Linked DNA regions of Mus musculus: region 2 is linked to region 1. A link is a loop called in an ENCODE intact Hi-C map of the cell type or tissue named here. Cell type or tissue: left cerebral cortex. All regions are shown on one strand.

Region 1 (8,000 bases):
CCCATTGTGGAAGGTGCCACTCCTGCACAGGTCAGCCTAGGGTATACAAGACGCAGGCTGTGCAGGTGGGACTGGGGTATACAAGACGCAGGCTGTGCAGGTGGGACTGGGGTATATAAGGAGGCTGTGCAAGCATCAAGCAGTGTTTGTCCATGGCCTCTGTATCAGTTCCTGCCTCCAGGTTCCCAACTTAAGTCTTTTTTCTGACCTCCTGGGAGGATGGACTGACTATAAGGTGTAAGTGGCAATAAGCTCTTTGGCCACGGTGTTTTATCACACAACAAACCACAACTAAGACAAATGCCACTTTCTTGAAGGTAGGGATTTTGTTGGCCTTAATTTCATGGCTCCCGGTACTCAGCAGATGTTGGGGCTTCTCTGTGTAGTTTTCATTGGTGCTCTCCCCAAACTAACAAAGTGACCTTGGATTGTGGCCTCGTTTCTGCCATTCCATCAATTTATTTCTCCTTTGAGTTCTTACTACCTACAGTGGACACCAAGGCAGAAAGCCAGACTGAAAGACGAGGGGAACATAGTTTACTGTACAATGCTGTAGCTGTTTATGGTGGGAGATCCATTTGATACCACGTACTTGGCCACAACTATCCAGTGTGATTTAGATTTCAGCTAATATTTTCTAGAAATTTTACCTAACTAAACTTACTTAATTCCTAGGGTTTTTTTTTTTAATTTGGTTATTTTATTTACATTTCAAATGTTACAACCCTTCCTGGTTTCCCCTTCAAAAACCCCCTATCCCACTCCCTCCTCCCCTGCTTCTATGAGGGTGCTCCCCCACTCACCCACCCACCCACTCCCACCTCATAGCCCTGGCATTTTCCTACACTGGGGCATCAAGCCTTACAAGACGAAGGGCCTCCCTCCCATTGAAGCCAGATAAAGCCATCCTCTGCTAGATATGCAGCTGGAGCCATGGGTCCCTCCATGTGTATTCTTTGGCCTAGTTTTTAAGAAAATATTCTCTGCAGTTCCTCGGTTTATTTCATGTGTATCTCCTTTGGATTTTGTCCTCCGTCCTAACAAACATGTGCATCCTCTGAGGCTAGATTCGGTGCTGCTGTTCCTTCGGATTCCTGGTTGCTTGCCTGTTCCGGATTGGTCAGTCTTTTTTGAAGAGTTCTGCGTGGGGCTGGAGAGATGCCTCAGCAGTGAGAGTTCTTGCCGGTTTCCCAGGGTTTGGTTCCCAGCACCTACAGGGCAGCTAATGACCTTTGAACCCTCGTTCCAGAGGATTTTATGCCCTTTTCCAGCTTCACAGGAACTGCAAGAATTTACAGGCAAAATACCATACACATAAAATCAACATAAGAATCTTTTTAAAAAAAGTTATGTGGAGGGCTGGTGAGATGGCTCAGTGGTTAAGAGCACTCACTGCTCTTCCAAAGATCCTGAGCTCAAATCCCAGCAACCACATGGTGGCTCACAACCATCCATAATGATATCTGATGCCCTCTTCTGGGGTGTCTAAAGATAGCTACAGTGTACACACATATAATAAATAAATAAATTAATTAATTAATAAAAAAAAAGTTATGTGGAAAGGAATATAGCCCAGTTGTAGAGTACTTGTCTAGCAAGTGTGAGCCCTTGTTTTAATATCCAGCAACACTTATAGGTGCACGCACGCACGCGCGCACACACACACACACACACACACACACACACACACACACACACACACACACACAGAGTTGTCTGTAATCTATGAAAATCTCCTAAATGTTGTTTTCTGCTTCAGCCTGTTGTGTGTGTGCATAAGGCACATATAGGGCCTTGTGCATACTTATCTCAGGACCCCTGAAGATTTCTAATCCAGAGGAGACTTATTGCTACTTCAAGCACATTATTTTCATATTATTACTATAAAACCGTGGGTTCAGAGCAAACTGCTCCTCCATACCCCCAGCTTGCAGGCTCACTACTGTTCGAGTTCCACTCAACTCTTGTACTGGCGAAGGCTCTCTTCTGCCTGTCTTGTCCCCGCGTGCTTACAGCCGCTCCAGTTCAGGCTCTGAGCTACCTGGAACTCAGCTCTCAGATTTTTAAAACGTACTTTTTGCCTTTTTTTTTTGTTTGTTTGTTTGTTTTTGAACGGGGGTGGAGGGTATCCCTGGACACTATAACCACTGGGACACACCATGATGCAGTTGCGGTCTACCGACTGTGGATAGAAACTACGTTTAGTTTCTGAAGCTGCCACGTGCTTGGGAGCAAAACCGCACATGTTAACTTTCTGGCCAGCAATGTGAGTATCAGAAGCAGAGAAAACTGAAGTGTTGGCATAACCTATCTAGCATTGGTTTGTTTCCTAATTTATTTCTCAGTGCAATAATAAGCTAAAGAATACTTTGCATGGGCTGAGCTGCGGTACATTTCAGAAACGCACATGACAAATGAGGGCTGACATTTGGGGCTATGCTTTTACAGGCTGAACAACTGGCAAAGCCCACTCTTTTATTTGTTGGTTTTGCAATAAGTCTTGACATCACCTTCTCCTCTTTCTGAAATGTACTTGCTTAGCGGGCACAAAGCAGGTTTGATGTGCAATCTGATTTCAAAAGGATCTTTCAGACAGCTAATCTTCTGTACACTCACTGTAATTAAATATTACGGCACAAGCGGTATATAAGATACCCGCTTTCTTGAGAACTTCTCAGCACAGAGCGATGACATGGAAGAGGATAGATTTCACAGCACTTACCTTTAGGTTTCAGCGTGAACTTTTAACTCACACAGTACACGTAGAGCAATAAGCAGCATGAAGTAGATGTTTTCATTGTCTTCCACTCAGGCCTAAACTCTCATTTTACCTGCCCTAAAACCTGCTATCATAGTAATCTGTTTAAGCTACCTGCTTCCTCTACCTGCTGGAGTCAAGCTGTTGCTTAGAAATATTCCCTCAGAAACACCATGCTGAAGTACAGTTGTCATTAAGCTTAGTGTCTTACAAAGAAATGTGATTACAAATATTTATCGAGCTGAGATCCTAAACTTTGAAGAGTCTGCTTGTCTTGGTGGATAATGAAGTGATTAAGAAAGATCAAGTGTTGCTCTTACAGAGCACCTAGGGTCAGTTCTCAGCACTAGTGCTGTATGGCTCATAACTGTGTAGCTCCAACTACACACTATCTGCTGCCTTTTTCAGGACTTTGTGGGTACCCCCTCCCCCATATACACATAATCAAAATATGAGCCACACTTTAAAGATCCTTGAAGTCAATATGAGGCTGGAGAGGTGAGGCTGTGTTTAAGAGCAGCTGGCGCTCTTGCAGAGGACACACGATTGGCTCTGAGCATCCACTTGGAGAAGCACAACTAATTCTAACTCCGGTACCCGAGGGTCTGACTCTACTTTCTAGACTTTCAGGGCATCAGAAGCACATGAGGTGACACACGGACTTATAGGTAAACATCATACATATAAGATAAAATAATAAACCTTTCAAAAACATAAATGCAGTTGTGTTAAAAATATTAAACACTGTTCAGCAGTGGCTTAATAATATAAACATAAAAACATAACAAAATTCCCAATCTTCAATGGCAACCATTTTTAAGTTTCTTATGTATATTTCCAGATATATTCTGAACACATATTAGTTTAAATACTATATGTTGTCTGGAACACACGTTTCTGCTATTCCTTGAAACGATACTAAAATAACAATAAAAATACATTTTTTTTAAAGTAAAGATTTCTTTGTCATGGACAAGAAACATGGAAAAGGATTTAAAAAAAAATATTCCGAAATGGGCAATAGATAACTAACTTAGCTCCAAAGAATGCAAATTGCCTGTAATCGGGGAGAACTCTGAAGGAGGTGGGTCCCACAGCTGAGTTCCCCAAGCTTGCTCTGTATAGTATGGCTGGCCGGAGCACTATTTCAGAACCATTTGGATTTCAGGGTCTTGCCTTCTCTCTTCTCCTATCATATGCTGGCAGGAAATGCTTCAACGTTTCTAAAGGAGACTATGCACAGATGGAAGAGCTCAGAGAAAGAAAGGGGGAGTCAAGATATTTTTGTATTCAGCTCTGAGCAAAATAGAAATGAAGCTTTGAACTACTTGGCAGAATTCTAGCAGCCAGAGAAAGGGTCTGTCAGTGCTAACAGGAAGGGGCTTTATAGGCAAACAGGCTGGCCAGGAGAGCAGAGAGTGGGATGCATCCATTAAAGGCTCATCCCATCCACACAGATTCCAACGTGCTGTGAAATACGAGTGTACAGCAAAGTACCATCAGAATTTGGACAAAAACCTGTAATGTGAGAGGCATACCCAAACACACAAAACACAACGAGGCAGTAAAAGAAGTAGGAGAAAATGCCAAAGACACTGAAATCAGACAATTAGACGTAAGTAATGGAGTGCAAGACACAGCACCAGCAATGGATACAAAACCTGTATTGAGGCACAGCAAGGAGAAACCTTACAGAACCAGAATTAGCAAAGACAGCAGCTTCCAGGAGGGAAGGAAAACAGTGAGGCCTCATAATGACATCAAACTTGTTGAGAACGCAATGGGACAATGCTTTCACAATTTGGAGGCAGAGCTGTCTCTGCGTGGACTATTGCCCAACCGTTCAAGGCACAGAGCTAAATAATTCACTCACTATGCAACTTCCTTCAGGGGCTACAGGGCACTCTCACTCCAGAAAGAGAAAGGTACAGAGGCTGTGCTGGGGATGGAGGCCCCAGAACGCCATCTCTATTCCAGGGAGTGGGGCCACGAGTGATGATGGGTCAGTGAGATGAAAACCATCTGCAGGGATTTTTCAGAATAATAAAGGGCTTTAGTACAGTCAGATGTGTTCAAATTCATTAACAATGCACAGTTTTAGAGATGAATCTTAACGAATTAGTGACAGGTAAATTAGATATATGAACATTTTAGCAAATTGAAATGGAGAAAGTTATTAATTTTGACTAAAAATGAAACTTTATAGCTCTTTGCCTTTTAAAGTATACACATATAGTGCAGTGGTTCTCAGCCTTCCTAATGTTGCAACCTTTTAACACAGTTCCTTATGCTGTGGTGACCCCCTAACCACAAAATTACTTTTGTTGTTACTTCATAATTGTAATTCTGCTACTGTTATGGATCATAATGTAAATGTATGTGTTTTCAATGGTCTTAGGCCACCCCTGTGAAAGGGTTTTTCAAAACTCAAAGGGGTCACAATTCACAGGTTGAGAAGCACTGAATAATGAATTCAATTGCAATGCAGTACTAGGTAATTAAAATATATTTGGAGTACAACTGTAGCTCAGTAGACATTTTAAACCCTACAGTGTTCTCATATAAATGTCTTGTAGGTAATTTCACATCAACACCATAAATGAGTTTGCTACTTTTTCCATTACATACCATTTCACTGAACTTACGGGCATATTAAAATTATAAATTATAAGAATATACAACAGGATACTGTGATCCAGAGATAAAGGCTGAGGTAACAATTTTGTGTTATTCAGACAAGCTTCCCCAGCACTGGCGAAGGACAGCAAACCACACCACATTCTCATTAAAACCATGTCTGCCATCTGGAACTCACAGGAAAACACACAGTATCATCTTACCTTTATGTACATGCATTTAAAATTATTCTTCCTATTACTTAGTCTCAATTAAAAAAAATCTCTCCCCATTCAGATTCCTATTCCATGTGCTTGCTTTTTTTTTTTTTGTTTTGTCTTTTGTTTTTGTTTTTTTTTCTACTAACTTCTTGTCCTTCACTAAGTGGACAAAATTATCCTTGAAAGATGAATTTCATAGTAACTTTTTTTTGGATATTTTATTTATTTACATTTCAAATATTATCCCCTTTCCCAATTTCCCCTCTAGAATCCCTCTATTTCATTCCCTTCCCCCTGCTTCTATGAGGGTACTCCCCCGCCCACCCCCCTACACCTCCCTGTCCTGGCATTCCCATACACTGGGGCACTGAGCCTTCACAGGACCAAGGGCCTCTCCTCCCATTGATGCCTGACAAGGCCATCCTCTGCTCCATATGCAGCTGGAACCATGGGCCCCCCCATGTGTACTCATTGCTTGGTGGTTTAGTCCCTGGGAGCTCTAGGGGTACTGGTTGGTTGATATTATTGTTCTTCCTATGGGGCTGCAGACCCTTCAGCTCCTTCAGTCCTTTCTCCAACTCCTCCACTGGGGACCCCGTGCTTAGTTCAATGGTTGGCTGCGAGCATCCGACTCTGTGTTTTTCAGGATCTAGGAGAGCCTCTCAGGAGTCAGCTCTATCAGTGTTATTTGCAAACATTCAAACCCATTTCAGGTGACGTAGCCAGCGCCAGTGAGTTATCTCTGCCCCACTGTATCGGCAGAAAGGGTTACAAGTGACATGAGGGAAGCCACAGTCGTTCACTGTTCTCTCACCATATTAACTCGTCAGCGTATCTTATTTACTCTCATTTTTACATTATCTTGCCACCTTATAAACAAACCCATTCACAATAAAGCAATAAGGACTAGTGTGATTAGTCTCCTGGTAATAAATAAAGAAAATATCTAATTTAAAAATAAATAAATAAATCAAATACAAAAAGAAAAAAAAAGGACTAGTGTGACTATATTATGCTATTTTCTTGGGACACTGACATATTTATAATGGATCTTTAAATAGGTTATTTAATTTTTAATCCATATTAACAATGGAAACCTTGTTTCCATGTATGTGCGATAATATAAGTAGTGGACAAAGATTAATTTGTATTTTTTCAATTATTCTACACACCAAGAACAATCTAGGCCTAAGACATGATAAATGTGTAGGTAGCTATCTCTCTCTAGCCATCGATGACAAAAGTTTCAAAGCAGGTGAAATTGGGTAAGTATAACTCGGCTGCATTTGCACATTTCTATTTCTTTATTGGTGCAATAAATAATATCAGATGAACAATGTGGAAAGGTCTAGAAAACATAATCAATAATAATAACACCAAAATAACAGTTTACAAATAGGCTGATACAGATCAATTTCACATTCAATAACTTAAAGCCAGTGTTTCCTATTTTCCTATGCAAAAGCAAAGTAATGGTTGGAGTGTATGCAGTGTGTACTACGTGCTTCTTACAAAAGAAGATAAACGAATCTATTAATCTTTTGACATGCAATACATAGATGTATTAAACTCATTGCAGTATTTTATAGTACCTTTGTATAAACCAATTTTATCAGGTAGCCAAAGTTCTATTAAATATTCTAAAATTATTTTTCAACATAAAAATCTAGGATTCCTCTTTTTCTTTTTCTACTTCTTTCTTTCCCTTCCCTTCCCCTCTCTTGCCTTCCCTTTCTTTTTCAGAGTTGGGAATTAAACCTAAGGCCTCATGCACGGCAGGCAAACCCTCTGCACTAAGCTACGTACTTTCCCAGTGGTTTTTATCTTTGGCAGGGTTCTTCTAAGTTGCCAAGATGGCTTGAGTTTGCACAACAGCCAGGCAGACTTTGAGGTGACCCATGCTGGCCAGTCTCTCAAGTGGGGTTTTCAAGAGAAAGTTTTATTTTCTCTTTTAAGACACATTATTTTGATGTAATGGATTACATACCAATGATTCATCACTACTGACTGATTGGATCAATTTTGAACGTGGTCCTTTTTTTCAAGAAACAAAACATTATCTCCTATCTATTAAATAAATATACATCAACCTTCTAGGCCATTTACATTAGTTCTGACGCTATAGACATATATTAAATAGCCCATGTTACAGTTCTTAGTTCCATATGTCACACCTGCGACTAGAAATCCCAGGGTGGTGGTTACTAACATCAGTACATGACTGCTGTGTTTTCGTAAAAAAAAAAAAAAAAAAAAAAAAATTCTAATTTTCTGTTAAAATAAAATAACTGAATCTCTGTTGGCTTTGGTACAAAAACAAAACACAAAGAACAGCAAAAACAAACAAAAATTTACATAAATCCAACAACATATATTACATAAGTACTTTTAAAAGTTGAAAGTAC
Region 2 (8,000 bases), 200 kb after region 1:
CCTCTACCTGTATTGATGAAGTTCTCATTGATAACATAGGAACAAAGCAGTCATATATATCTTGTTTTGTCATAAATCATGTTCCATCTCTGCTACATACCCTCAAGGGAGAACAGGGCTCTTTAAACAGAACTCATGTCCTGACTCCAGATGGAAACTTAATTTCCCATCCCAGTTCAACCATGTGGAGTTTCTGTGGTTAGTCTGGTGACTAAACAGTTGAACTACAGCTGCTACTTTGATAATGGTTCACTATCACTTTGCTTACATAACAAAAACACTCCTGAGCACCCCTGAGCACTCTGGCAGAACAAAGGCAGGTGAGGAGAAAAGTTCTGCCTTAGGGGAGAAACATTTGCCTGCTCCCCATTTTGTCTTTTCAGGCTTTGAACTCTCACTTTTAAAATATCTTCAATGCAGGTCATTGAGAGATAATACTCACACGGAAGAGGCAGTAAGCAACAAGCTATTTTTGACTTCAGCTATTTTGGAGTTTTTAAGCCCAGGAGAGATGAGTCTTAGATCTGACACCTGTTTACCCATTATGGGAGTTACCAACATTGTATTCAATATAAAATGAAATAATTTAAGTCTTATAACTCTAAAAATACTCTCTCTCTCTTGTACTTTCTCTCACCCTCTCTTGCTCTCTCATTCTCCCTCTGTCTTGCTCTCTCTCTCTCTCACTCTCTTGCTCTCTTTCCTTTTCTTCTCATCTCCCTCATCTACTTCCCATCCTCTCCTCCCTCATCCTTCTTCTTCAGGCAAATTGCACCTCCCATCAACTTATTTCATTAATTCCTTAACTGAACTTACAAATAGACTTACAGATGTAAAAAAAAATGTTTTTATTAAGATGAAATTTTGTTAGTACCAATTTATTTTCTCTTACTTTGAAACCTCCGTGAAGGAGGCTCCTTGCTATAGGATATATTTTTAAACACACACTTCACTTCCTTTCGTGACACTGGCTTCCAGTTTTATGCATGCCATAGGCAGAAAAAGTCCAAGTTACTGTTGAATGGCAGTATTTGTTCTTTGTTCACAGAATTTTTCCAGAGATTGGGCCGCATACCTACAACTAAGCATCAATAATGCCTGAAGAGGTGAAAAGCTCTTGGCTTTGGTGAATGGAGTTTAGAGTGACAAAATCCCCTGCTGCTGAGTTTGTGGGGCGATGTTGGCGGGGGGGGGGGGTGCTCTTGGACTGTAAACCTTCTTGTCTTTCCTTAATCAGATAAGCTCCCTGGCTGATACACAGGCCTTTTATTTTCAGAGACAGTTCTGTTTTCTTCCCACAAGTGACTTTGTGAAGCATAAGAAGCTGGGTTAGTCTATAAGGGAAGTGTGCTCCATTCTCATGATCCTAGCCACTTTATGTATAGGAAAGAAAGACAATTACAATAAAGTGGGCATATGGGGTTTTAAATTTTGTTTTGTAAAGAAATCTTAAGTAAAAAAAATTTCCTGCTTTGATGAAGTAGAATTAGACTATTATATTAAGAGGTATTTGTTTCATCTTTCTTCTTGATTGTAACTATAAACCATTAACAAAGTAACCAAATGTGCCTCTACCACATGAGAGAAGCTTAATTATAACTATATAGACACAGCTCTAATTTCATAACAATAATGCATACTTTATGTTTTTAATTTGGCACTTATAGTACCTGGCCCCTTCCAGTGCTTGAATGCGGAAGTAGAGTTTTTAACTAGAATGTCACACATTTGAGTTTTTTTTTAAATATCCAATATCTACCAAGTTTCTGGCAGTAGCAGTCTTTCTTTTGCTTCTTCTTCCCCCTTCTCCTTCCTGTGTTAATTAATTTTGCATTGCTGGGACCAAAACAACTACAGAAACAGCTAAAGGAGGTATGATTTTGGGCTCTAGATTTTAGCTGTCTTAATTCATGGCTTCTTGATTTGACTTCATTGATTCTGGGCATAGGATAAGGCAAAATATGATGATTTTCACCACTCTATGGAATATAGGAGCAGAGAGCAAAAAAGGAATGGGACCAGGGCCAGGGTTCTCCCAAAGCCTCCGCCATACCAGCCTGATTCCCTCCACTGGGACCCTACCTTCTGAAGCTTCCGGGATCCCCCCAAACAGTGTGTCCCTCTGAAGTCCAAACCTTCAATGACAGAAAGGTTGTGGAACATCTGGCGTCAAATGGTGACTATTTCTCCTCCTTTTTAATTAAAAAGCTTTCTTGAGCTGCTAGCTACATAAATTATTTTTTATAAGTTATGTAAGTATTTCTTTGTCAGAGCCTGGTGTATACTCTTAAGATATTTTGTTAGTTGCCAGACCTCAACAACTTAACCAATTTATTACTTATATTCACACAAATTTTTATTTTTATGAACTATGCTTATAGTAATACATACAAAGAAGAAACTGAGGCATCCACAGATGTGATTAGAAGCTTCTGACACCATCTTCACTGGTGTCTACCCTCGTGGTTCTGTAAGAAAAAGTACTCGATTGACTCAAAGTTATAAATAAACTTAGTAATCATAACAAAGTTGAGCACCAATTCAAGTCTTCTAACATCATATCTAGTACTTTTTCCATTGTGATGTTTCTCCAAACTCCAGGTCATTTTTTTATTTTTTTTGGTATTTGGGGCTATTAACCAAAGATGGCAAGGAATTAATAGCTGCAACGCACCACATGCATAAACTCATGTAGCCTTTACAACTCTTTACAGTAAGAAATGGCTTCTTAATTTTTACAAATTAATAGATAACTCTAATGGTTATCTCAGCAAAATTGTTAAATACAAACAGAATATTACTCAGCTCTTAGACTCCATTATGGTCTATTTTTATATTATTTGATAATAGTGAATAAAGTGAGAGGATTTATTATTGAGGTATTTTCTCTTTATATTTTTGTTTTCTTCTGCATGTTTGGTCTTAAAGCTCCTACCACATGTCAAGGTGACTTGGAGGATTCCTCTTTGTGTCATCTATTATCTGCTCCAGGAAGCCCATCTTGGATTCTCATTGCCATTATCCCAACATCCATGCATACCTTCAACATAACATGCATCTCACCGTGTTTCACCTGCTTGATTAAGCATCTCCCCGACCACTGCATTCTATGAATTTCTAGATGTATTGGAAGACTGTTATAATTTATTTTAAAATTCATTGCCTCATAAAAGTTTCTGGTTCATAATGAGTGCTCAATAAATATTACATAAATGAGTGAAAGGATGAATCGATTGATGGGTGGATGAGATGCCGGGGCCTCAGACCCTTGCAGTTGGCTCATCAACAACTCTGTAAAGCTTGTGAAGTTTTCACACGATCTATAGTTAGAGAATAGGATGAAAGTCCCTTTTATTCTCTCTCTTTCTACCATGAGTTACTTATTTGCATCTTTTAGAGTAAGTCAAGAAGATGAAGACGAATGTGACACTTTTGATGAAATGGGTATTCCAACTATTTACACTACTTGTAGAGTCGAGTGTAGAGGATAATGTGTCCTTAAATTCTGTATTTTGAGTACAAAGTAAAGGCTTTACCAATAAGACAGGAGAAGTCTATTGAGTTAGGGATTCTACAAGGCACTTCTGAGGATATAAAAGGATTCTCAAATGAAGGTGGAGAGTTTGTTACAAATGACAGACTTAATTTTAATCCCTTTAATGGAAAAATCTGAATTAGTCAAATATATTTGCTATGCAGACAAATTATAAAATATATTTAAGTGCTGGATATCAACTATAATCACCTCATTCTCAGATACTTTCTGAAAATAAAAATTGGAAATAATTCTAATTATCTGTGTATATTATTGATATCATGCCTATGAGAAAATAGATATTCTGAAAATTACTAGACACTAATTCTCTCTCTCTCTCTGCTAAGTAGGATGCCCATGGGTCATTTTAAACTCACACTCTTTTGATGAGGTGGAAGGGAGTCCCATGACCTCCACAGCAGACTTGCTGATAAATGTGGCCTATTATCAAACTTTAAAATACCCAAAAGGTATAAGTACAGTTAAGTCTGTAAGTACTTGTGAATATCGCCATTTATAATATTTAACATTGACTGTCAATTTGGCAAAGTTCAGGATCACCATGGAAACCATTGGGGATATTTATTTGGGATTTTGTAGATGAGGTTAAATGAGATGGGATGACCCCCTTGTTGATGTGGATGAGGCCGTTGCATGGGCTGGGATCCTAGACTGAATAAAAAGAAGAAATTGATCTGAGCGTCAGTGCTCGTCTCTCTCTGCTTGGCTGCAGATGCAAAGTGACCAGATGTCTGTGGTTCCTGTCACCGTGGCTGTCCCTCCCTTTGTCTCACTATCCTTGAAGTGAGAGCCAAAAGAAATCCTTTCTTCCTTAAGCTACTTCTTATCAGTTGTTTGATCACAGAAGTTTTAAAAGTAATTAATACTCACTTCTAAATAGTTATCCACAGAGCAGATATACGTATGTCTAAATGCACATCACACAAATGGCCCAAATCAAGTGTGTCCCCTGATACTGTTTAAAGTTATTTGAGAATTGAGCAATTTTGAAAGACGGTGTTTGCCACTTTTGATCAAAGGCAAAGCTGGCAGAATACTAGAAACCCAAGTTCCTTCAGGCTTTTGGAAGCTATTCCCTTGACTGAAGAACTTTTAAAACACACAGAAAATGTCGATATCATTAACTAATGGATAAAACTTTTTAAATACTTTAAAAATGTATCTGACTAAATATGGATGAAGCTACTTCAGGGTAAAAATACATATGTAATAAATATTAATGGATATTTCCTTTCAGAGATACAACGTATTCCTCCCAGAAGTGTTAGATTTTTGCAATTCTAATTATTGTATGTTCTTTAATTCCTAACAGAATCTGATACTCTGAAATATATGGAAGCATCTGTTTGCCTCCCGTTTTCTACTGAGCAGCTGTCCCGTTCAATGCTACACACATGCTCTAGCGCCATCTAGCAGACATCCAAGGAAAATCATTGCAGCGTCTAAATTCCAAGTATTATATTCCTTAAGCTTGTTAAATTTACCTTTTCTCTTCTTTTTAAACATAGCCAATGATGGTATTTCTTGACCAAAGTCAAATAGTATACTGTACTAAAAATAGTCCTATACATATGAAGTGTATATTCATTAGTGTTTAATTTCCTAGTACATAAAACCAAACCAAATCAAACCAAACAAAACCACCACCAACCACCGCCGCCACCACGGACAACAACCACTCTGGGAATGTGTCGGTACAACATATATGGTTCTGATCGGCTTTGCATTCCTGAGAACATGGTCCTCGAATGACTAAAATCACAAGGTTCACACATGAATTATTATTTTGATGGTCAAGACTAGGTTAGTATAGGCACATAATCTGCCAGCAGTCAGCAACCTTAACAGATGGACTTCATAGAGCAAGGAGAGCAGGTAGAGAAATGACCAAAGTGAGCTGGGGAGCACTGAATACAGAAGCGGCATCTGACGAGATTGGGCGCGTTCGGAGTGGGCGGGGAGGCAGGAGTGGGTGGGTGGGTAGGGGCACGCCCTCATAGAAACAGGAGGAGGGAGGATTGGATGGAGGATTCTGGGCGGGGGGGGGGCATCAGGAAATTTGAAATGCAAATAAATAAAATATCCAATAAAACAAAACAACAAAAACAAAAACAAAACAAAAGCAGGATCTGAGAGTCTGAAGATGATTTTAAAGAGGAGACTCAGACCAAAGGGGGAGGGGGCGGGCTCCCTTTAGGAGACTTGAAAAGGAGGGCATAGAAAGAGGAGACAGGAGACACTAACTGAGAAATCAGACCAAGGGACAGACAGGGCCATTGCGGGGTAAAGAAAGAGAACAGAAGAAGTTGAACAAAAGATCACATAAAGGAAGAATCAAAGCAGAAAATTGAGAATAGAGATTCCTTTTCACCTTTACAGCTGACATTCTTATGTGATCCTGCCTATTCGAAAATCAGGGTCCACACACTGGAACCAAGTCAACACTGGATAGTTAACCAACCCTATTAGCATTCACTTTCTTGATCTTAAAGTGATAGGCAGAAATTCACACCAGTTGTCAATCCATTTTCAAGGAATAAGTTAGATTTTTGTTCCTGTTGTTCATCTCCCAGATCAGTTAATGGCCTCAAATGGAAAAAAAAAATTACCTAAAAAGAAGTGAGATTCAACGTGATAAATACTTTATATTTGCTACTAATTTGCAAAATCAGAGATATTCTGACTTGTTCATGGGTGGCCAAAAGATGCTGAGAGATACCCATCGATTTCTCTGTGAAAGTAGATAGATAGTCTTGCTGTATAAAATTCTCATTTCAAACGGCTGCTCTTACAGACCTCTAAGCACATCACACAATGAGGCAATTCACTGTAACACAACTTCAGGCATTTCTTGAAATTCCTGAACGTAAAAGACTATAACAAGGGTGGGGGATTGGACAAGAGTTTTTAAATTGTTGTTTTAAACTTGAAACTCAACTTTGACTTTTTAGATTTTCATGAAAAAAAAGTTTGTCATTTCTTGTATAGTAATGTGTGTCACATAATTTTTCAGGATTCTCTCCCTAGTTCTTTCGGACAAGATTTCTGTTCCTTTTACCCCTTAACCATCTTTGTTTTATTCCATTTGTAAAATGTATAGGAAACTGTTCACTAATGAAACCTTTACCAATACCTGTCAGTTCTCATACAGTAACTCTGTGTCTCCCCCCCTCCCATTTACCACTTCCATTGCCCCACTGTATTTTGAGTTTTGGAAATAGGCCACTCAGAATGATGCTTTTCATTTCTAGATAGATTTTCACTAATTTACATCCTGTTATGAACTAATCATTTAAGAGATGAGAAGGCCAGTTAATGAACTGGATCCAGTTAGTGAACTAATCACTAAAATACAGGAAGATGTTGAGTGAGGAAGTAATTCCTTACAGACTTGTTTTGTAAATGTATTTAAGTAGGGGTTGCTAAAGAGATTTTAAAGATCAGCGATCAAGTGAGCTGGGGTAAGGGGTAAAAGTGCTTGCTGTTAAACCTGATGCCCCGAGTCTTATGCTCAGAGCCCATACGGTAGAAAGAAAGAACTAAGTTCTACAACTTGCTGTTGATCTCCACATATGCCATGACACATAAAACACTCACCCACATGAACACAAAATACAGAGAAACAGCTAAATAAAAACAATACATTTTAGAAAGAGAACATTTAAAGATTTAAAAGATAGAACATCGAACATGTGCTGTACATTTTGGCATGAAATTTCCCCCACTGGGGCAGATATTTATAGGAGTCTGGTGTTCCTTCCATGCGTTCTCTCTGCATGTAGTGTTGCTGTTCTGAGAGCACAAAAAGATTTGTGTGTGTGTGTGTGTGTGTCATTTAGACTCACCGGTTGTGAAACCGTGGTGTTCTTCCACTTGAGGACTACCACTTCTTACTCCCACTTCCACGAGGCTGAGTGATCTCTTACATGGACTGAGAGCTGAGACCCTGTGGGTCGCTGCTTGCCAAGTCTTTCATCTAGTACAAGTCTGCATCCTTTTTTGTGGCATTTTGGGGGATGGTGAGGCTTTTGTGAAGAATGATAAATTCAAGTGTTATTACTGTTAATTAGTAAAAATGATAGTAGATAAAATTAATTATGCACTAAGGTGAGTAAGACATGTTTATATAATTATGAGGGCAGTACTAACAAGAATTTTACTATTACTATTACAAGTAGTACTAAAATGATAAATGTCAGTTGCTTCTGAAGGTACTCAACATGGTGCATCTATTATTAGTCATGGTGATGTATAAACTTGGCTTCATTCTTGCCTCCATTTACTGCCACTTGATTCCAAGGTCATGGACTTTACTATCACATCCTCCATATTGCTGACTATTAAGAAACCGTAAAAAACAAAACAAAACAAAACAAAACAAAACAAAACAAAACAAAACAACAACAACAACAAACACCCTATTTTCAAGAAACAAAGATGAAGG

Evidence for each region. Peaks named below come from ENCODE experiments on the same cell type or tissue, not always from the same donor. Only the 100,000 strongest peaks of a DNase experiment are listed, where the experiment ranks them.
Region 2: it touches region 1 in a loop (2.8-fold over the local background); 19 of 42 quality-filtered maps call a loop at or near these places.

What each region holds. Positions count from the first base shown.
Region 1 is chr8:40,385,189-40,393,188 of GRCm38, reverse strand. Micu3 (mitochondrial calcium uptake family, member 3) reads right to left here. Exons shown (of 15, transcript NM_030110.2): 15 at 6,881-8,000. Among named protein-coding and RNA genes, the nearest start is that of Zdhhc2, 35 kb to the left of the region's middle. In left cerebral cortex, no CTCF peak of the experiment used is centred here; DNase peaks (open chromatin) are centred at 4,054 and 4,529; H3K27ac peaks cover 1,213 bases.
Region 2 is chr8:40,184,684-40,192,683 of GRCm38, reverse strand. No RefSeq gene overlaps it. Among named protein-coding and RNA genes, the nearest start is that of Fgf20, 98 kb to the left of the region's middle. In left cerebral cortex, a CTCF peak has its summit at 4,969; a DNase peak (open chromatin) is centred at 4,967.